Linked DNA regions of Homo sapiens: region 2 is linked to region 1. A link is an interaction called in ENCODE POLR2A ChIA-PET data of the cell type or tissue named here. Cell type or tissue: GM12878. All regions are shown on one strand. Each heading gives the region's core, and the rest is flanking DNA. Links, peaks and the distances in the headings are about the cores only.

Evidence for each region. ChIA-PET counts read pairs that join two places held together with the same protein. Peaks named below come from ENCODE experiments on the same cell type or tissue, not always from the same donor. Only the 100,000 strongest peaks of a DNase experiment are listed, where the experiment ranks them.
Region 2: POLR2A ChIA-PET joins it to region 1 with 5 read pairs; 11 of 35 experiments call an interaction of 5 or more read pairs at or near these places.

What each region holds. Positions count from the first base shown.
Region 1 is chr20:53,556,040-53,565,935 of GRCh38, forward strand. It overlaps ZNF217-AS1 (ZNF217 antisense RNA 1), which reads left to right. Exons shown (of 6, transcript NR_110051.1): 2 at 599-716; 3 at 6,710-6,828. Among named protein-coding and RNA genes, the nearest start is that of ZNF217-AS1, 8.2 kb to the left of the region's middle. RefSeq lists an enhancer at 877-1,377 and a silencer at 3,308-3,491. In GM12878, for the core only: no CTCF peak of the experiment used is centred there; no DNase peak of the experiment used is centred there.
Region 2 is chr20:53,609,163-53,621,814 of GRCh38, forward strand. It overlaps LOC105372672 (a long non-coding RNA gene), which reads left to right. Exons shown (of 3, transcript NR_134576.1): 2 at 8,675-8,836. Among named protein-coding and RNA genes, the nearest start is that of ZNF217, 22 kb to the left of the region's middle. RefSeq lists enhancers at 1,608-1,657, 12,383-12,652. In GM12878, for the core only: no CTCF peak of the experiment used is centred there; no DNase peak of the experiment used is centred there; H3K27ac peaks cover 991 bases.

The DNA of each region.
Region 1 (9,896 bases), core at 5,344-9,343:
GGAGGCCATTGGGCTGGTTACGACTTATGACTACTTGCTTTATATTAAGGATCAGCAAAAATCAGTAAGAGTCACTAGAGGGTTTCACTCTTTTTTTTTTTTTTGAGACAGAGGTTCACTCTTGTTGCCCAGGCTGGAGTGCAATGGCATGATCTCAGCTCACTGTAGCCTCTGCCTCCCGGGTTTAAGAAATTCTCCTGCCTCAGCCTCCAGAGTGGCTGGGATTACAGGCGCCCACCACCACACTCGGCTAATTTTTGTATTTTTAGTAGAGACGGGTTTTCACCATGTTGGTCAGGCTGGTCTCAAACTCCTGACCTCAGGTTATCTGCCCACCTCGGTCTCCCAAAGTGCTGGGATTCCAGGTATGAGCCCCCGCGCCCAGCCAGGGTTTCACTTTTCAACGTGTGCTGCACTCACCTGATCACCTTCAACTCTAACTGATAGTATCAAGGACAAATCAATAAAAGTTCAACCAAAAGGTTGTCTGGCCATTGATTTTTAATGTTGCATGTTCACTTCCGGTCAATGAAATGGTAGATCTTGTCATTCTGCGACTTTGCACTCTTCATTGTCTTTTTTTTTTTTTTTTAAACAGGGTCTCACTCTGCTGTCCAAGCTGGAGTGTGGTGGTGCCATCATGACTCACTGCAGCCTTGGCCTCCCAGGCTCAAGCGATCCTCCTGCCTCGGCCTCCAGAGTCTCTGGGACTACAGGCATGTGCCAGCACCCCTGGCTAACTTTTTTGGTATTTTTTGTAGACACAGGGTCTCACTATGTTGCTTAGGCTGCTCTCAAACTTGTGGGCTCAAGCAATCCTCCCACTTCAGCCTCCCAAAGTGCTGAGATTACAGGCATGAGCCATCATGCCTGGCCTCTTCAGTGTCTTTTTATTGACCACAAGATAATGCCCACATTTTCTTAACCAGCTCACCACCACCTCCTCAGCCTCTTCGTACCCTTTCCTGGCAGAAAACTCCTTACTCAAGGGCATCCCCCTCCTGATGATCCCCGAAATGTGCCTTGTTGCCTTTAACCTCCTCCCAAGAGGGAAGTTCAGAGGCAACAGCCGGTGCAAACCCTCCCAGATCCTTGTGCAAGCCTCAGATTAGACAGCTCTTCTTCTAGGAAGCCCTCCCAACCCTCCTCCTGGGGGTCGGGGGCACTGACAGATGAAGCCTTCCAGAAATGGCAATCAAGTTCAATGAGGTGGGAGGAGCAGCTCCGGTCAACCCCGTCGGTGTCTCCGCATGAATATTCAGCCTCATTTGGAATTAACATCAATGATGCAATGGCCCTCGGGTCAGACACCATGAAGGAAAACACAGCTGTGCTAAGTCCAGTCACTTAAACCCTCTGCTAAACCTCCCCACAGCTTCCCATCACACCTAGAGCAAAAGCTAAAAATTGGGCTGGGTATGGTGGCTTACGCCTATAATCTCAGCATTTTGGCAGGCCAAGGTGGGCAGATCACCTGAAGTCAGTAGTTCAAGACCACCTGGCCAACATGGTGAAACCTCATTTCTACTAAAAATTACAAAAATTAGCTGAGCATGGTGGCACATGCTTGTAGTCCCAGCTACTTGGGAGGCTGAGGTGAGAGAATCTCTTGAACCCGGGAGTTAGAGGTTGCAGTGAGCTGAGATCGCGCCATTGCACTCCAGCCTAGGCGACAAGAGAAACATTCCGTCTCAAAAATAAAATAAAATAGGCCGGGTGTAGTGGCTCACGCCTGCAATCCCAGCACTTTGGGAGGCCGAGGCGGGTGGGTCATGAGGTCAGGAGTTCAAGAACAGCCTGGCCAAGATGGTGAAACCACGTCTCTACTAAAAATACAAAAAACTTAGCTGGGCATGGTGGTGGGCGCCTGTAATCCCAGCCACTCGGGAGGCTGAGGCAGAGAATTGCTTGAACCCGGGAGGTGGAGGCTGCAGTGAGCCGAGACAGCACCACCGCACTCCAGCCTGGGCGACGGAGCAAGATTCATCTCAAAAAATAAAAATAAAAAATAAAATAAAATAAAATAAAATAAAATAAAATAAAAATTGGGCTGGGTGTGGTGGCTCACGCTTGTAATCTAAACACTTTGGGAGGCCAAGGTGGGCAAATCACCAGATGTCAGTTCGAGACCACCTGGTCAACATGGCAAAACCCCATTTCTACTAAAAATTACAAAAATTAGCTGGGCCTGGTGGTGCATGCCTATAGTCCCAGCTTCTTGGGAGGCTGAGACCAGAGAATCACTTGAACCCGGGCGGCAGGGTAGGCAGCAGAGGTTGCAGTGAGCTGAGATCACGCCACTGTACTCCAGCCTGGGTGACAGAGCAACACTCTGTCTCAAAAAAAAAAAACAAAAAACAAAAAAAGGAGGTGTATTGTGAGTCATAACCTCAATTTGTTCATACTTTACTCTGCTATTTTTTCCTTTTTTAAAATTGAAGTATAATACAGCCAGGATTGGTGGCTCATGCCTATAATCCCAGTACTGTGGGAGGCTGAGGCAGGAGGATTGCTTGAGGCTAGAAGTTCAAGACCAGCCTGGTCAACAGATCATCTCTACCAAAGAAAAGTTTTTAAAAGATTTTTAAAAATTAGTCAAGCATGGTGGTGCATTCCTGTAGTCTAAGCTACTCAGGAGGCTGAGGCAGGAGGATCACTTGACCTCAGGAGTTGGAGGCTACAGTGAGCTATGATCACACCACTGCACCCCAGCATCCCAGTGACAGAGTGAGACCCTCTCTGTAAAACAAACAAAAAAACTGAAGTGTATATATATATATATATATATATATATATACACACACACACATATATATACACACACATACATATATGTGTGTATATATATATACACACACATATATATGTATATATACATATATATACACACAAAAAGTGCCCAAATCATAAGTGTAGACTTCAATTTATTTTCACAACATAAACCAGCACCCAGACCATGGAACGAAAGGTCTAGAATCCCAAGCGTGTCTGTACCTGCTTGCTGTTTGCCCACCACCAGCAGCAGCGCACACGCCATCCTGACTTCCAGCAGCATAGGCTAGTGCTACCCATTTTTGTCATTTGCATGAGTGGAGTCATACGGAACACAGTCTTTTGTGTCTGGCGTCTTTTGCTCTGCATTATGTTTGCGAAGTTTCTCCATGTTGCTCTATGATTGTAGATCATCCGTTCTTGTCACTGTATACTGACCACTGCAAGGAGATGCCACAGCTTACTCATCCATTCCATTCTTGGCAGGCTTTTGCACCTTTGCTATTTTACTTTGTTTGTTTGTTTGTTTTTTAGAGATGAGGTCTCGCTATGTTGCCCAAGCTGTTCTTGAATTCCTGGGCTCAAGCGATCCTCCCACCTTGGCTTCCCAAAGTGCTGGGTTTACAGGCAAGAGCCACCGTGGCCAGTTTATGCTATTTTAAAGTACCAAACTATTGGTATTATTGTTCATGTACTACCATTATTTCTCTACTTAAGAAAATCTGTAACCAGAATAATTGATATCACATGGCACACCCAAGGAGGTATTTGTGGCATTAAAGTTGCATCTGGGCTGGGCACAGTTGCTCATGCCTGTAATCCCAGCATTTGGGAGGTCAAGGTGGGCGGCTCACTTGAGGCCAGGAGTTCGAGACCAGCCTGGCCATCATGGCGAAACCCCATCTCTACTAAAAATACAAAAATTAGCCAGGTGTGGTGGCACACACCTGTAGTCCCAGCTACTCGGGAGGCTGAGGCATGAGAATCAATTGAACTTGGGAGGCAGAGGTTGCAGTGAGCTGAGATTGTGCCACCGCACTCCAGCCTGGAAGACAAAGTGAGACTCTGTCTCAAAACAAAACGAAACAAAAAACAAAACAAATAAAGTTGCATCTGAATAGAAGTTCAAGAAGCCTTGTGATCTCTGTCATCCTGAGTTTCATTCCCATTTGGGGCGAATGGTGAGTTGGATCATTTTCCTTGCTAGTCGTCTTTAGGTCCCACAAACCACACTAAGCCTGGTCCATTTCCAGAAGTTTTTTTGTTTTGTTTTGTTTTTTTGAGACGAAGTTTCTCTCTTGTTGCCCAGCCTGGAATGCAATGGCACAATCTCAGCTCACCACAACCTCCGCCTCCTGGGTTCAAGTGACTCTCCTGCCTCAGCCTCCCGAGTAGCTGGGATTACAGGCATGTGCCACCACACCCAGCTAATTTTGTATGTTTAGTAGAGATGGGGTTTCTCCATGCTGGTCAGGCTGATCTCGAACTCCTGACCTCAGGTGATCCGCCTGCCTCGGCCTCCCAAAGTGCTGGGATTACAGACATGAGCCACTGCATCCGGCCCAGAAGTTCTTGATGGATCCATCTGCAAATGAGGGATAGAGGGAAGAGAAGTGGGGAGAGAAGAAGGCAGGAGGAAGGGGTGAGAGAACCAGGAGAGGGGAGCGCGGCTCCAGGCTCAACCCCACCCCGCCTGGAGCTTGAGCAACTCCTTCCCTTCCTTCAGGACTGGCTTTCTCCCTTTTCCCTCCAGGGCCAAATCCTGTCTCTTAGGACTTGACTCCTCCTTCCCAGGGTCATTTACTTTCCCCTGGGCTTTCTTGCCTTACATCCTCCCTAGAAAATACAAGCCCTGCCCCTGGAGCTCTCAGAGCCCAGCACCTGGGGCAAAGTGGAGAACACAATGGCAGTGAGAGTTCCTTTTTTTCTTCTTCTTTTAATTAAATTGGGTTTTTGGGGCCAGGAGTGGTGGCTCACACCTGTAATCCCAGCACTTTGGGAGGCTGAGGCGGGCAGATCACTTAAAGTCAGGAGTTGGAGACCAGCCTGGCCAAGACGATGAAACCCTGTCTCTACTAAAAATACAAAAATTAGCCAGGCGTGGTGGTGCATGCCTATAATACCAGCTACTCAGGAGGCTGAGGCAGGAGAATCGATTGAACCCTGGGAGGCAGAGGTTGCAGTGAGCCGAGGTCATTCCACTGCACTCCAGCCTGGGTGACAGAGCAGAGCAAGACTGTCAAAAACAAGGAAGGAAGGAAGAAGGGAGGGGAAGGAAAGAAGGAAGGAAAGAAAGAAAGGGAGGGAGGGAGGAAGGAAGGAAGAAAGAAAGAAAAAAAAACTGGGCCTTTGGCATCACTGGAAATAAATATCCATATAACAGCGGTGTCATTTTGCTCTGCTGTTACAATCACTAAGCACAAGGACTACACTAGGTAATGAACATACAAGCTAGCTCAAGGAACTTTAAATTTTTTTGAATTATAAAAAATTTAAAGTTTATTAAAAGCGTTACTAATAGAGTTTCATCTTTTCTGCCGCATTTGAAATAACACAAATGTTCCCCACAGCATTTGAAATAACACAAATGTTCCATCTTTGAAAAGTTGCTCAACTATCAAAGTTGAATTTCAAAGCTGGTAGAACAAGGAACTGGCAAACTTTGTTAACACCCGTGCCACCTGGAGGTGACACTTTATGGCACTAAGTAAAATGCCCCATCATTGGTCAGTTAGTTCCATTGAGAAAAATAGCCTTGAATAGTTCAGATATTCAGTTATTGATGGTCTTCAAGAACGCACTTCTCCCCTACAATTTGGCAGAAGTGTGTTGTGCTCATTGCCTTCTTCATAACTAGAGACTGGTTTGGTTCCCAATGCAACCAAATCCTCGTTATTGCTTCAGCTAAATTCACACACATAACCATTTTGCAAAACTCACCCAGCCTGGGCAACATAGCAAGACCCTACCTCTACAAAAAAAAAAAAAAAAAAAAAAACGCACAGAAATTAGGCCGGGTGAAGTGGCTCACAGTTGTAATCCCAGCACTTTGGGAGGCCAAGGCAACAGATCACTTGAGGTCAGGAGTTCGAGACCAGCCTAGCCAACATGGCAAAACCCTTTCTCTACTAAAAATATAAAAATCAGTTGGGTGTGGTGGCATGTACCTGTAATCCCAGCTACTCGGGAAGCTGAGGTGAACCAGGGAGGCAGAGGTTGCAATCAGCCAAGATCACACCACTGCACTCTGCACCTAGGTGACAGAGTGAATTCTGTCTCAAAAAAAAAAAAAAAAAAAGATTAGCCAGGCATGGTGGCAAGCACCTGTAGTTCCAGCTGCTGGACAGGCAGAGGTGGGAGAATCCCTTAAACCCAGGTCAAGCCATGATCGCACCACTGTACTCCAGCCTGGGAGACAGAGTGAGACTCTGTCTCAAAAAAAAAAACAAGTTATTATTATTTTTCCATTGAGTTGGTCTTGTTCTGCTGCCCAGACTGGATAGAGTGCAGTGGTACAATCATAGCTCACTGCAGCCTCAACCTCCTGGGCTCAAGTGATCCTCCCACCTCAACCTCCTGAGTAGCTGGGACTACAGGTTTGCAACACCATGCCCAGCTAATTTTGTTATTTTATTTTATTTTATGTATAGACAGAGGTCTCACTCTGTTGCCCAGGCTGGTCTCGAGCTCCTGGCCTCAAGCAATCCTCCCATCTCGGCCTTCCAAAGTGCTGGGACTACAGGCATGCACCACCATGGCCGGCTAATTTTTGTATTTTTTGTAGAGATGAGGTCTCTCCATGTTCCCCAGGCTGGTCTCAAACTCCTGGGCTCAAGCGATCCACCCTCCGCGGCCTGCAGAAGTGCCGGGATTACAGGCAAGAGCCACCATCCCTGACTAAAAGATTTTCTTTTCTTTTTTTTTTTTTTTTGAGAAGGAGTCTCACTCTTTCGCTGAGGCTGGCTTGCAATGGCACGACCTCAGCTCACTACAACCTCTGCCTTCTGAGTTCAAGCGATTCTCCTGCCTCAGCCTCCCAAGTAGCTGGGATTACAGGTGAGTACCACACCTCGCTAATTTTTGTATTTTTAGTAGAGACGGGGTTTCACCATGTTGGCCAGGCTGGTCTCCCGACCTCAGATGATCTGCCCACCTTGGCCTCCCAAAGAGCTGGAATTACAGGGGTGAGCCACTGCGCCCGGCCAAATTTTCTTTATATTAACATGTAGTGGGATTATTGTTGTTCTTGAATTTGTAAATTATTTAATAGTTTTCCATATCTATTAAGGTAAATATCAATAGCTGTAACCTATTCTTTTTTTTTTTTTTTTTTTTTTTTTTGAGACGGAGTCTCGCTCTGTCGCCCAGGCTGGAGTGCAGTGGTGCGATGTCAGCTCACTGCAAGCTCCGTCTCCCAGGTTCATGCCATTCTCCTGCCTCAGCCTCCCGAGTAGCTGGGACTACAGGCACCAGCCACCACGCCCGGCTAATTTTCTGGTATTTTTAGTAGAGACGGGGTTTCACCGCGTTAGCCAGGATGGTCTCAATCTCCTGACCTCGTGATCCACCCGCCTCGGCCTCCCAAAGTGCTGGGATTACAGGCGTGAACCACCGTGCCCGGCCAAGATTCTTTATAAAGCATTAATTACATGGCCACCTCCTTTCATCCTCTAGGACCTGTTAGGTCCTGTCCTGACCACCCAGCTCTCGTGGGTTCTCCTAATTATTCTCAGTCTCCTGCTGATTTCCTCCCCAGCCACTACAGCAGGGCCATAACTGGTCTGTTGACCTTTTCTCCCCTCCCCTCCCCTCCCCTCCCCTCCCCTCCCCTCCCTTCCCCTCCCTTCCCTTCCCTTCCCCTCCCCTTCCCCAGCCCTTTTCTTTCCGAGACACAGTCTTGCTGTGTCACCCAGGCTGGAGTGCAGTGGCACGATCTTGGCTCACTGCAACCTCCTCCCACCAGGTTCAAGCAATTCTTGTGTCTCAGCCTTCCAAGTAGCTGGGATTACAGGCGCACACCACAAAACCCGGCAAATTCTTGTAGTTTTAGTAGAGACGGGGTTTTGCCATGTTGGCCAGGCTGGTTTGGAACTTCTGACCTCAAGTGATCCACCAGCCTGGGGCTCCCAAAGTGCTAGACTTACAGGCATGAGCCACCGCGCCCAGCCATGATGACCTATTTTCAATGTCTTCCACCACCAGCAACCCCACAAAGACAGCCCCAAGAGGGTAGGAAATGCTACCTGGTTCATGAGACACATGTCCCTGGCACCCAGCCAGTACTAGCCCTAAGCGCCTGGCACTTAGTGAAAGCTCAATAAAGATATACTGAAGAAATAAAAGCAGGTAGAGAAAAGACCACCAACTTCAACCTCTCCAAAGTAGATTTCTTCGAGTCATTTGATGTTCAGCAGAAAACCGTGTTCTTTTAAAAAAAAATTTTTTTTCAGCGTTTTTTTCGTGTGTGTGTGTGTGTGTGTGTGTGTGTGTGTGTGTGTGTGCTGTTTCATTCTCCAGGAAAACAATGAAACAGTGCTAAAATCAGCCTGTGCTAGTGTGGACTGTAAACTCCTTTTTAAATAAGAAAGGGAGATATAAATAGACCTGCAAATATGCCTGTATTTTCAAAAAGAATTAATGAAAAGATAAATCAAAAATTAATTTTTAGGCTGGGCGCAGTGGCTCACACCTGTAATCCTAGCACTTTGGGAGGCTGAGACAGATGGATCACCTAAGCTCAGGAATTCAAGACCAGCCTGACCAATATGGTGAAACCCCATCTCTACTAAAAATACAAAAATTAGCCGGGCTTGGTGGCATGCGCCTGCAGTCCCAGCTACTCGGAAGGCTGAGGCAGAGAATTGCTTGAACCCGGGAGGTGGAGGTTGCAGTAAGCCAAGATCGTGCCACTGCACTCCAGCCCGGGCTACAGAGCGAGACTCATTCTTAGAAAAAAATAATAATTTTTAAAAATGGTTACTTTAGGCTGGGCGCGGTGGCTCACGCCTGTAATCCCAGCACTTTGGGAGGCCAAGGCAGGTGGATCATGAGGTCAGGAGATCTAGACCATCCTGGCTAATACAGTGAAATCCCATCTCTACTAAAAATACAAAAAAAATTAGCCGGATGTGGTGGCAGGCACCTGTAGTTCCACCTACTCAGGAGGCTGAGGCAGGAGAATGGTGTGAACCCGGAAGGTAGAGCTTGCAGTGTGCTGAGATGGCGCAACTGCACTCCAGCCTGGGAGACTGAGCGAGACTCCAACTCAAAAGAGAAATCTGAAAGGTTCATTGGGCAGTGATAAGAGCAATAACATTGGCATTGTTTCTGTTATATACAGTAGGTTAAAGCCAGGAACCCAGCTTTTCAGAAAATCAAAAACAAAATCAAAGAAAACTCTAAAACGTGAGTTGGAAATAGCAGTATAATTCACTGAGGTTTCCTTTTTGATAATATTTATTTCCTTTCCCTACATTAAAAAGGCCAGGAGCACAACCACCCAGGTAGGACTAAATGCCCCTTGCGCCCAAACTGCCCTAATTACCGCTTCCCATAAAAGGAACCCAGGATCCTTGGATAAATGACGGTTCCCAGGTGTGGGTCAGTACAGGTGGGATTTGGATCATCTCCGGTTTTGTTTTGGGGTTTGTTTTTAGAGACTGAGTCTCGCTCTGTCGCTCAGGCCGGAGTACAGTGGTGCGATCTCGGCTCACTCCAACCTCTGCCTCCCGAGTTCAAGCAACTGTCCTGCCTCAGCCTCCCTAGTAGCTGGGATTACAGGCACCTGCCACCACACCTGGTTAATTTTTGTATTTTAGTAGAGACGGGGTTTCACAGTTAATTTTTGTATTTTACTAGAGATGGGGTTTTACCATGTTGGCCAGGCTGTTCTGGAACACCTGACCTCAGGTGATCCGCCCGCCTCAGCCTCCCAAAGTGCTGGGATTACAGACGTGAGCCACCATGCCCAGCCAGAACATGTTTTAACAAAAAGTTAAGAAGCCTTCAGACTTTTGTCCTGCAAACACTGGGCCAACTTGGAACTCCCACTGACCAAAAACAAGAGACTTGAGGCATCAAAATGACGACCACATGCTCTCAACACATCAAGTGTATAAGACTTG
Region 2 (12,652 bases), core at 3,534-7,533, 51 kb after region 1:
TGAAAACAGTGAAATGCGAACAAGGATAATAAGACCATCTTTCCTGTACTGTTTCTTAAAAAAGGAGGGGAGTGAGGAATTAAAAATTCAGATGCTGGATTTTAAAGACTGTCATGCTAAGTATTTTCTTATCAACTTCCTTTTTTTTTTTTTGTCCTCATATAAACATAACAGTAGTTGAGTTTTTCCTTTCTTCTTGACTCAAAAAAAAAACTGACACATAAACTTCTCCAAACCAATACAGCTGAACTTTCTACAAAGATTTGTAACTGATATATTCCTTAAAGAAAATAAGAATGCTCTGAACAGAAATAAACAGTTTCTGCAGCAGTTTTATTTGAAGCCCACAAATAAAAACAGCATGTCCCCAAGGAAACAAAATAGAATTGGGAGTCGCAGCTAAAATGGCTCTGCCCTAATCCTCTCTTACCCAGTACTATGGGGTTTGTTTACAGGAAACCCTTGCCACGAGAAGTTTTCTGCTAGTTTTCAACCGTATTTTGGCATCATCAACTCAGGCATATGGAAACAAATTAAATATTCAGCTTAAAAAAAAATTACAAAGTAAAGGAAGAGAACGCTGACCTGTTCCTTTCTACCTTCTTCAGGATGGGTAGAGGCATGAAGAAATGCAGGCTCCCCTCCCCCTCCGGGCCACGCTTCCCGGCTGGGTGGAAACTATCTCATTACCACATTTTCAACAAGTAGACCAGTTTCCTCCTTTAATCAAAGTTACTTTGTGGTTGTTTGGCAGTCTGCGCATGCCATGTTTTTATAGCTATAGAAAATGCGTATTTATTTATTTTGAGATGACTATGACCATATGACAAACCTAAGTCAGCCTCTTATAGCCAATGATTTATAAGAGCTCTGAAAAGCCCGGCCTTTAAACATTTTAATAGAGGCTCTCTCATCCTTTGTAAGTGGAAGTGTAAATTGGTACAGTCCTTTTGTAAACAACTCAATGAGACAAGTCAAGGGCCTTACAAATGTTCATACATTTGGATGCAGCAATAACACTCCTGGAATCAATCCTAAGGAAACAGCCCTAATGTAGGAAAAGGTGTTAGGAACAAAGATCTTCGTGGTAACAAGATTTACTACGAGGGGGAGAGCAATACACGTTCACTCTCCATGCATGTGTGGAGGGACACAAATAAAGGAGTGGTTAGTCATCCAAGTTATGTATCCCCACACGATTACATACAGCCATTTTAGAATTAGAAAGCTTTGAAAAATAGGCCATTGGGAAATATTTATAATAGCAAATGAAAAAACCGAGATGCAAAGTTGTATTTTTAATGAACTCTAATTTTTTCTATTAGTAACGAAAAAAGGATGTAATATACATAAAAATATTTAAATTGATTTTATCAGAAAAATTTTAGTACAGACTGAATATTATATGAAAACAAAAAAATTTTATTTCATTAGCTGTAATAATGGCACGGATTATTACAGAATATGCATTATATATATATTTAAAGATGTATACTGAAGGATATAGAAGAATGACATGACATAGGAGAATTTATAATACTTTAGTAAATAAAAAAACAAGAGAATTGAACCAAAGGTGGTTAACATCTTGAAACTAGAACTTGCCCAGGCACCGTGGTTCACGCCTGTAATCCCAGCACTTTGGGAGGCCGAGGCAGGTAGATCATGAGGCCAGGAGATCAAGACCATCCTGGCTAACACGGTGAAACCCCGTCTCTACTAAAAATACAAAAAATTAGCCGGGCGTGGTGGTGGGTGCCTGTAGTCCCAGCTATTTAGGAGGCTGAGGCAGGAGAATGGTGTGAACCCGGGAGGCAGAGATTGCAGTGAGCTGAGATCGTGCCACTGCACTCCAGCCTGGGCGACAGAGCGAGACTCCATCTCAAAAAAAAAAAAAAGAAAAAGAAAAAGAAACTAGAACTGGGCATCAGATATGGGGGTTACTCATTACACTATTTTTATTATTCTCTCTACTTTCGCATACATTTCAAAATTTTTATTAAAATTGTTTCTTTTTTTCTTTTTTTACCCTTAATCCTATGATGGGTTATATTTAAAAATTTTTTTAATGTTTGTTTTTCAATAATGGCATATGTATGACCCTTTTTCTACTTTCTATTTTTCTCTAATTATTTTTCATAATCTACTTATATTACCTTTGAAATAAATTAACATTTATTTTACCAAAAAGTAATTTAAAATAAGAATAGTAAACAGTTCCACAGAAAAGTTTTTCTTGCCATGTAATTCTAGTGAATCCTCAGAATGCTATGATAAGCCTGTGTACCTTAAAATGTGAGCTTCTAAATGGTCCAAATCTTTTGGGACGGCACCGTGCCATCTGAGACTGCTGTAAATATGATCAGCTGATAAAAGGCCAGCTGCAACTAACCATTTTAAAGATTAGGAACCATTTAAAAACACACACACACACACACACACCACCTCTGGCCTCTTAAGTGTTAAGTGGCAAGATACTCTGGTTTATTTCTAAAGTTTCATGCAATAATCACGTAAGCACCGAGCAGGACAGAATTCTACATACCGCCAAGCTGACTCAGAAAGAAGGGTTCCACATTCCTTAATTAGCAGCATGAGAAAAGCACCACTTCCTGCGGTGGAGTTCCCATTTCATCCAGCCACTCCACTGGCTCGGTACATCCTCAAGTCCACGAAAAAGATTTTCATAAAGTCTGGAGACACAGTGTTGTTTAATTTATTTCATTTTACTTTGTTTTGTTTTATCCTACTTTATTCTATTATACTCTATCCTATTATATGTATTCTAATTTTTACAAATTGAAGATGTTTGTAATGACGTAGATTCTTTGTTTCTAGACTTTATGGATGCCTGTATATACTGAAATCACAGTTGGAGGCAGAGTAGGTGAACACTTGACCAACTTGAAAATACAGCTTCTACTTTGGGAGGCCAAGGTGGGAGGATCACTTGAGCCCAGGAGTTTGAGACCAGCCTGAACAACATAGTGAGACCCCCCCATCTCTATTTTTAATCTTTCTTTTTTTTTTTTTTTTTAAGACAGAATCTCACTCTGTCACCCAGGCTACAGTGCAGTGGCATGATCTCGGCTCACTGCAGTCTCCCTGTCCCGGGTTCAAGCAATTCTCATGTCTCAGCCTCCCGAGTAGCTGGGACTACAGGCATGCACCACCATGCTCGGCTAATTTTTGTATTTTTAGTAGAGATGAGGTTTCACCATGTTAGCCAGGCTGTTCTCAAACTCCTGACCTCAAGTGATCTGCCCACGTAAAACTCCCAAATTGCTGGGATTACAGGCGTGAGCCACACACACACCCGCAGCCCCCACCACCACCAGTCGTCTCTATTTTTTAAACGAAAGAAAATACAGCTTTCTTGATTATTAACAGTCAAAAGATTCAAAGTCCTAGACCAGAAGTTTCTTTTTTAGTACCTATGACTTAAGTTTATGATTTGGATTAAAGTTCTCTGGCAGAACACCCACAGGATGCCAAAGCCTGAGGAAGATTTCCGAACAAGATTACACGGTTTTCCAATGGGATACATTTGATCACGTGTGAAAACATGGTGGCAGCACTACTGCAACCTTAAATGAAAGGGCAAATTCTCAGGAAACACATTCTGCTTGTAAATATTGGATGTAACCATTCTAACAGTTATTTACTTTTAACTTGAGAAATTTTAAAGAAATGTAGCCGGGCGCGGTGGCTCATGCCTGTAATCTCAGCACTTTGGGAGGCCGAGGCGGGTGGATCGCCTGAGGTAAGGAGTTCGAGACCAGCCTGGCCAACATGGTGAAACCCCATCTCTACTAAAAATGAAAAATTAGCCGGTCATGGTGGCAGGCGCCTGTATGTAATTCCAGCTACTCGGCAGGCTGAGGCAGGAGACTCGCTTGAACCCAGGAGGTGGAGGTTGCAGTGAGCCGAGATGGCGCCATTGCACTTCAGCCTGGGTGACAGAGCAAGACTCAAAAAAAAAAAAAAAAAATTTCTAGACTTTTTTCCTTTTTCCCTTTCTAAGCTTTTAAAGATTTTATGTCTGTCTTAGTTTTCAAGTTATACAGCAAAACACTGTAGATCCATTACAGAAACACTAAAATTTTAGGGTATAAGAATTCAAAGCTTCTATTATCTGGAACACAAGGGCACCCCTCATTGCCAGTGTATTCTGTTGTGTTCTGTTTGCATAGAATCCAGCCTAAATGCTGCCCACCTGGAGTGAGTTGCTAGATGGACTGAAATAATCCTAGCAAACTTGTAATGGTTTGGGCACAACCACTGCTCCTTTGCCATCTAGCTGGTACTGCTGCTGTTACCAGGTCTGTTAGATAGCGACCGATGAGGCCTCCTGGCCTTGTTGATATTTCTTTGCCTATCAGTGGATCGTTAGTTGGAGTATTTCCTTAGTCACAGACCGGCCTTTTATTGGGATGTTCTCAGTAGGAACTACATTTGCAGATAACAGATGGTTATTTAAATAAGAATGTGAAAAATATATATACTCTTTCTCTTCTGGGGCCTAAGATGGTTTTTTGCTGATTCTTAAACCTGTAGCTGTTTTTATGAGTGGATATCTGATTTTTTAAAAATCTCTCATGACATGTAAATGTTTAAGTTGTTTGAAAACATTTACATTTTCTGACCAGCCAGCAACACTTACAATCTTCCATAGTTCCTAAGATTAAGAAAACAGGAGAAAGCTAGAGAGATTTGGCAAAGTATGTAATAACCTAGCAAGGAAATTCTTGAGCAAGAGTATATGGGTTTGAATTTATTGGAACATTTGAAAGCAATTAAATTTTTTTTCCTCCAAACTTATTTTTGTCCTTTTTAAAGCACACACAGGCAAACAACTGAAAAAGATCATTGCAAGTAAAATGAATCATTAAGCTGATCAAGCCTAGAAACCACCACCAGAAGTATTTATAGCATTATTAGGGTGGAGTATCTATAATCCATTCTCAGACTTATTATAAGTCTCAAGATCCACCCTTTGAAAAGCTAATCCTATCCTCAATCTTCAAATTTAATTAGTATTTATTGATCTCATATGGAACGTCCAGCACAGTGTTAAAAAGGACCATCTTCATCAAAAAAAAAGAAAAATAAAAAAACAAAAAAATGGAAAAAAATAAAGAAATTAAAGAAAAAGCAAATGAAACAAAAGGTACCATCTTCCAAATGTGAGAATAGGTGCTCAAATGATATCTATGGTTCAACTATACATGTGTGTTGAACAAATGTAAATAGCATATAGTAGAAGCCACCGTAAATGAATCAGAATGATTCAGGCTAACTTTACAGTAAACTAGAAGAACACTGCTGTTAGATCTGTGTATCTGCCATATTTCAAATACAAGAGTCCTCACATTTTACAAGGTCACTTAGGAAAGATTAGAGGACACACTCTAATATGCAATGTATAATTCTTTTTTTTTTTTTTTTTTTGAGACGGAGTCTCACTCTGTCACCCAGGCTGGAGTGCAGTGGCACAATCTCGGCTCACTGCAACCTCCGCCTCCTGGGTTTAAGCAATTCTTTGCCTCAGCCTCCTGAGTAGCTGGGATTACAGGCGCCCACCACCACATCCAGATAATTTTTGTATTTTTAGTAGAGATGGGGTTTCACCATCTTGGCCAGGATGATCTTAAACTCCTGACCTTGTGATCCACCCGCCTGGGCCTCCCAAAGTGCTGGGGTTACAGGCATAAGCCACCATGCCTGGCCAATTCTTTTGTTTTTGTTGTTCTGGTCATGCAATGTATAATTCTTTTTTGGTTGTTTGTTTGTTTGTTTTGAGAAGGAGTCTTTGCTCTGTCACCCAGGCTGGAGTGCAGTGGTGCGATCTCAGCTCACTGCAAGTTTCGCTCCTGGGTTCAGGCCATTCTCCTGCCTCAGCCTCCTGAGTAACTGGGACTATAGGCGCCCGCCACCATGTCCAGCTAATTTTTTTGTATTTTTTAGTAGAGACGGGGGTTTCACCATGTTAGCCAGGATGGTCTCAATCTCCTGACCTCGTGATCCACCTGCCTCGGCCTCCCAAACTGCTGGGATTACAGGGGTGAGCCACCATACCTGGCCTTTTTTTTTTTTTTTTTTTTTTTTGAGACGGAGTCTCACTGTATTGGCCAGGCTGGAGTGCAATGGCATGATCTCAACTCCCTGCAACCTCTGCCTCCTGGAGTCAAGCAATTCTCCTGCCTCAGCCTATGAAGTAGCTGGGATTACAGGCACCCGCCACCACGCCCAGATAATTTTTGTATTTTTAGTAGAGATAGGGTTTCACTATGTTGTTGGCCAGTCTGGTCTCAAACTCTTGACCTCAGGTGATCTACCTGCCTCGGCCTCCCAAAGTGCTGGGATTACAGGTGTGAGCCACTGTGCCCGGCCGCAATGTATAATTCTTAAAGAATACTTTTTTATTTTTATGATTAGAAAGCCTTACTTGGCTGGGCATGGTGGCTCACATCTGTAATCCCAGCACTTTGGAAGGCTGAGGCAGGAGGATTGCTCGAGGCCAGGATTTGGAGGCTGCAATGAGCCACGACTGTGCCACTGCACTCCAGCTCGGGCAGGAGAGCAACACCCTGTCACGAAAAAAAAAAAAAATTAATCCCTACATATTATAGAAAATTTCAAAATTGCACCCATAAACCCAACACATAACATGCAGAAATAACCACTGTTCCAATTTTGCTGCCTTCCTGCAGCTTTAAAAAAAAATGGCCATTTTCCAAAACATTATCTGGGCGTGGTGGCATGTGCCTATAGTCCCAGCTACCTGGGAGACTGAGTTGGGAGGATCACCTGAGACCGAGAGTTAGAGGCTGCAGTGAGCCATGATCATGCCGCTGCACTCCAGCCTGGGCAACAGAGCAAGACTCTGTCTCTAATGATTGATAATAATAATAATAATGTAAAGCTTTTTATTTTTCCTTTTTTTGAGACAGGGTCTTGCTTTGCACTGTCCCCCAGGGTGGAGTACAATGTCAGGATCATGGCTGAGACTAAAAGCTCATGCCACCACGCCCAGCTAATCTTGGCTTTTTTTTTTTTTTTTGATAGAGTCTCGCTCTGTCGCCCAGGTTGGAGTGCAGTGGCGAAATCTCGGCTCACTGCAACCTCCACCTCCCAGGTTCAAGCAATTGTCCTGTCTCAGCCTCCCGAGTAGCTGGGAATACTGGCACACGCCATCAAGTCCAGCTAAATTTTGTATTTTTAATAGAGATGGGGTTTTGCCATATTGGTCAGGCTGGTCTCGAACTCCTGACCTCAGGTGATTCACCTGCCTCAGCCTGCAAAGTGCTGAGATTACAGGCTTGAGCCACCACACCCGGCCATCTTTGCATTTTTATACAAATAAAAATAAGTAAATACGGGCTGGGCATGGTGGCTCATGCCTGTGATCCCAGCACTTTGGTAGGCCAAGGCGGGTAGATCACTTGAGGTCAGGAGTTCAAGACCAGCCTGGCCAAATCATGAAACCCAGTCTCTACTAAAAATACCAAAAGAAATTAGCCGAATGCGGTGGCTGGTGCCTGTAATTCCAGCTGCTCAGGAGGCTGAGGCAGGAGAATCACTTGAACCTGGGAGGCAGAGGTTGCAGTAAGCTGAGATCACACCAATGCACTCCAGCCTGGGTGACAAGAGCGAAACTCTGTCTCATAAATAAATAATTAAATAATCTTTACCCTGGTCCTAGGGATGACCCTGCAAAGGGAAGGGGACTCGAGAGTCAGGGGAACCACAGTGGGTGGGAGAGAGACTGACTTTTCTCTGTGTACCTTTTGATATCAGAATTATGTTTTAACTTCATAAAAGATACATATGTCGATTTTTTTTTTTTTTTGAGACAGAGTCTAGTTCTGCCGCCCAGGCTGGATTGCAGCGGCGCGATCTCCGCTCACTGCAAGCTCCTCCTCCCAGGTTAACGCCATTCTCCTGCCTCAGCCTCCCGCGTAGCTGGGACTACAGGTGCCCACCACCATGCCCAGCTAATTTTTTGTACTTTTTTAGTAGGGATGGGGTTTCACCGTGTTAGCCAGGATAGTCTCGATCTGCTGACCTCGTGGTCCGCCTGCCTCAGCCTCCCAAAGTGCTGGGATTACAGGTATGAGCCACCGTGCCCGGCTCTTCTCTTGTTTTTTATTTTAGAATCAATTTTTCTGGGGTTAGGGCAGGGATGGGGTGAAGGGCACAGTAACTAATCATAGGACACCTCTATTTTGCCCTTGAGTAGATTTTCAGAAAAGCCTTGACAACACCCCCAGAACTAGATGGCCTAACCAAATAAAATGGCAACACCTAAAGATACTTATAAAATAAATCTTTAGGCCCGGCACGGTGGCTCACGCCTCTAATCCCAGCACTTTGGGAGGCTGAGGAGGGCAGATCATGAGGTCAGGAGATCGAGACCAACCTGGCTAACACGGGGAAACCCCGTCTTTACTAAAAATACAAAAAATTAGCCCGCATGGTGGCAGATGCCTGTAGTCCAGCTACTTAGGAGGCTGAGGCAGGAGAATTGCTTGAACCCGGGAGGCGGAGGTCACAGTGAGCTGAGATCACGCTACTGCACTCCAGTCTGGGCAACAAAGTGAGACTCCGTCCCAAAAAAATAAAATAAAAATAAATAAATAAATCTTTACACTATTTGTGGTTTATATTCTAGGGCTTTTTCACTCATTCCCTAGGCATGTGGGACCTCGAAGATGCCGAATCAGCTAAACGGGAGGTGGCTTGAGTAGGATTTGCTGCCAGCTAAAGCGTGAGATGCTATTGCATGTGCAAGGCAAGGCTTTCTTCAGCGGCATCATCTTCCAAAATAGCCCAGGTATATCTCACCAGAATTAAACCGGGCTGCAGGTGGCCTTTCCTCATACTTGACCAATGACGTGATTAATTTAGATCTGTTCGGAAGTATTTATTTAAATCCATTCTCTCCCTGAGTAGGTGTGAACTTTCCTCTTCCTACTATTTCTTTGAAATATTTCCACCTTACATGAATGAGCCATTGCACTGGAGCAAGTTTTCTTCCAGAACATAAAATAGATCATATGTATTCACACAAATGTAAAAACGATGTGCAATTTGAGCTTTCCCTCAAAGAAAATAACAGTGATTCTGGTTTTAATTCCTGGTATTAAATGTTGCAAGATTGGTAATTTGATATCCAGTGTGAGAATCTAACATGGGGTGCCTCTCTTCTTTGTCTATCTCTATTCTATTTCTTTTTCTTTTTTCTTTCTTTTTTTTTTTTTTTGAGATGGAATCTTGCCCTTGTTGCCCAGGCTGGAGTGCAATGGTGCAATCTCGGCTCACTACCACCTCTGCCTCCCAGATTCAAACGGTTCTCCTGCCTCAACCTCCTGAGTAGCTGGGATTACAGGCGCCCGCCACCACGCCCCGCTAATTTTTGTATTTTTAGTAAAGACAAGGTTTTGCCATGTTGGCCAGGTTGGTCTCAAACTCCTGACCTCAAGTGATCCACCTGTCTCAGCCTCCCAAAGTGCTGGGATTACAGGCGTTGAGCCACTGCGCCTGGCCCTCTATTCTGTTTCAATCCAACTATATGTCTGGTTTGAGGAAATAGCCAGGGACCCACGCTGTGATTAGCCCAACAACCCAAGCAGGGCTGACTCCTGAAGCCAGAGTAGTAACAATCAGTTCTGGCCTGGCTGGTCACGGTGGCTCACGCCTGTAGTCCCAGCACTTTGGGCGACTGAGGAGGTGGGGGGGGGGGGCAGATCACTTGAGGTCAGGAGTTCGAGACCAGCCAGGCCAACATGGCAAAACCCCATCTCTACTAAAGACACACAAGAAATTGGCAGGGTGTTGTGCTACACGCCTGTAATCCCAGCTACTCAGGAGGTTGAGGCAGAAGAATCGCTTGAATCCAGGAGGCAGAGGTTGCAGTGAGCCGAGATCTGGCCACTGCACTCCAGCGTGGGTGACAGAGTGAGACTCCATCTCAAAATAAATAAATAAATAAATAAATAGGCAGGGCATGGTGGCTCATGCCTATACTCCCAGCACTTTGGGAGGCCAAGGCAGGCGGATCACGAGGTCAGGAGATCGAGACCATCCTGGCTAACGCGGTGAAACCCGGTCTATACTAAAAATAATAAGATTAGCTGGGCATAGTGGCAGGCGCCTGTAGTCCCAGCTACTCGGGAGGCTGAGACAGGAAAATGGCGTGAACCCGGGAGGCGGAACTTGCAGTGAGCCGAGATCGCACCACTGCACTCCAGCCTGGGTGACAGAGCCACACTCCGTCTCAAAAAATAAATAAATAAATAAATAATCAGTCCTGACCTAATACAACAGACATGAATGGCAAAAAGTTTGATTGTGCAATTTTCTCCATAAGAGGACCTGAGGCAGGTCGTATGCTTGCTGTCTAGAAAATAATTTCAATGTATTTTGGATTCATCCATACTAAGCAGTTTTTGCTTTGTTAACTGTTTCACCTTATGAGATTTTTATTTTGAGAACAACGTGTGGTGAACGTTGGGATGTTTTTTTCTTCCTCCTCTTTTTTTTCCCTTCTGCTTTAAAAATAAGATAAGCTTGCATGCAAATAGAGTTCAGGGTGACCACAGTAACATTCTCAGCTTTATTTACTGAATTACGGAGTCTCCCTTCACTTGATTAAGTTCCATTTGCATATCTTTAACATGAGAAACACTTTATTCCACTTTATTCCATTAATGAGTCATTTGAGACATCTTCAGAGTTTATAGCAATGCTGAAAGAATGGATGTCTTCTGTATGAAAACTTAGGGGTTGTTTTATGTGCAGAGAAAGAGAGAGACAAATAGAGGTTTTTTAAAAAAAAAAATTCTAAAACTGAAATGTGCTCAAATGAATTAAAGATATTTGAAATATATTTATGTATGTATTTCTAGCTAAAGAAATATATAGTATAACATTCTCATTCTATGAAGAAATAGGCTATTTCCTTTTGTGCTACATATAATTAGTTTTCTTTTTTTTTTTTTTTTTTTTTGAGATGGAGTCTTGCTCTGTCACCCAGGCTGCAGTGCAGTGGTGCGATGTCGGCTCACTGCAAGCTCCGCCTCCCAGGTTCACGCCATTCTCCTGCCTCAGCCTCCCGAGTAGCTGGGACTACAGGTGCTCACCACCTCGCCTGGCTAATTTTTTGTATTTTTAGTAGAGACGGGGTTTCACCGTGTTAGCCAGGATGGTCTTGATCTCCTGACCTCGTGATCCGCCCGCCTCGGCCTCCCAAAGTCCTGGGATTACAGGCGTGAGCCACCGTGCCCGGCCATATAATTAGTTTTCGAAGAAGAATAATAACTCTATATGTTTACTATTTTTATTTTTTTAATTTAATTTTTTTTTATTTGAGACGGAGTCTTGCTCAGTTGCCCAGACTGGAGTGCAGTGGCACAATCTCGGCTCACCACAACCTCCACCTCCTGGGTTCTAGCGATTCTCCTGCTTCAGCCTCCTGAGTAGCTGGGATTACAGGCGTGCACCACCACACCCAGCTAATTCTTGTATTTTTAGTAGAGATGGGGTTTCACCATGTTGGCCAGACTGGTCTCGAACTGCTGACCTTGTGATCCACCTGCCTTGGCCTCTCAAAGTGCTGGGATTACAGGCGTGAGCCACCGCACTCGGCCTATTTTATTATTTTTTATTTTATTTTTGGAGAGCAATGGCACAATTTCGGCTCACTGAAATCTCGACCTCCCGAATTCAGGCGATTCCCTTGCCTCCCGGAGTAGCTGGGACTACAAGCGCCCACCACCACGCTCGGCTAATTTTTGTATTTTTATTAGAGACAGGGTTTCACCATGAGGGCCAGGCTGGTCTTGAACTCCTGACCTCAAGTGATCTGCCAGTCTCGGCCTCCCAAAGTGCTGGGAATACAGGCTGTGAGCCACTGCGCCTGGCCTGAATTTTTATTTTTTTTTTTTGAGATGGAGTCTTGCTCTGTCGCCCTGGCTGGAGTTCAGTGGCAGGATCCCAGCTCACTGCAACCTCCGCCTCCTGGGTTCAAGCAATTCTCCTGCCTCAGTCTCCTGAGTAGCTGGGATTACAGGCATGCGCCACCACACCCAGCTAATTTTTTGTATTTTTGGTAGAGACGGGTTTCACCATGTTGGCCAGGCTGGTCTCGAACTCCTGACTTCAAGTGATCTGCCTGCCTCAGCCTCTCAAAGTGCTGGGATTATAGGCATGAGCCGCTGTGCCTGGCTGAATATTTTTACATAGGAAAACAAAAGAGAGAGAAAAAGAAAGACAATCTCAATGCTTTTCTCAGAAAGAACAGGAAGCCTCAAGGAGGAAGTAGGTGACAGTTTATTTTTCAACAAGCACACGTTATCAAGTGAATGAAATTCCTCTGGAAGCTATAAAATTGAAGATTGGAGGATGGCAGTGTTCAGATAGCATGAAAGGTTGCTCACTATTTAGGAATTTTTTTCAAAGCTAAGTTATTAATGAAAGCCAATTATTTGCACTTTTCCAGAAGGAAACACTGAGTCATTCATGAAATGATCTAAGATTTTGAAACTTGCTTACACCATTTTTTTCCCCTCCTCCTTTCTTACCTGTGCCAAAAACAGAAAAGCCAACTACTCACTGGGGCCTAAATCCAGGGAGCCTGCACCAAATTAGC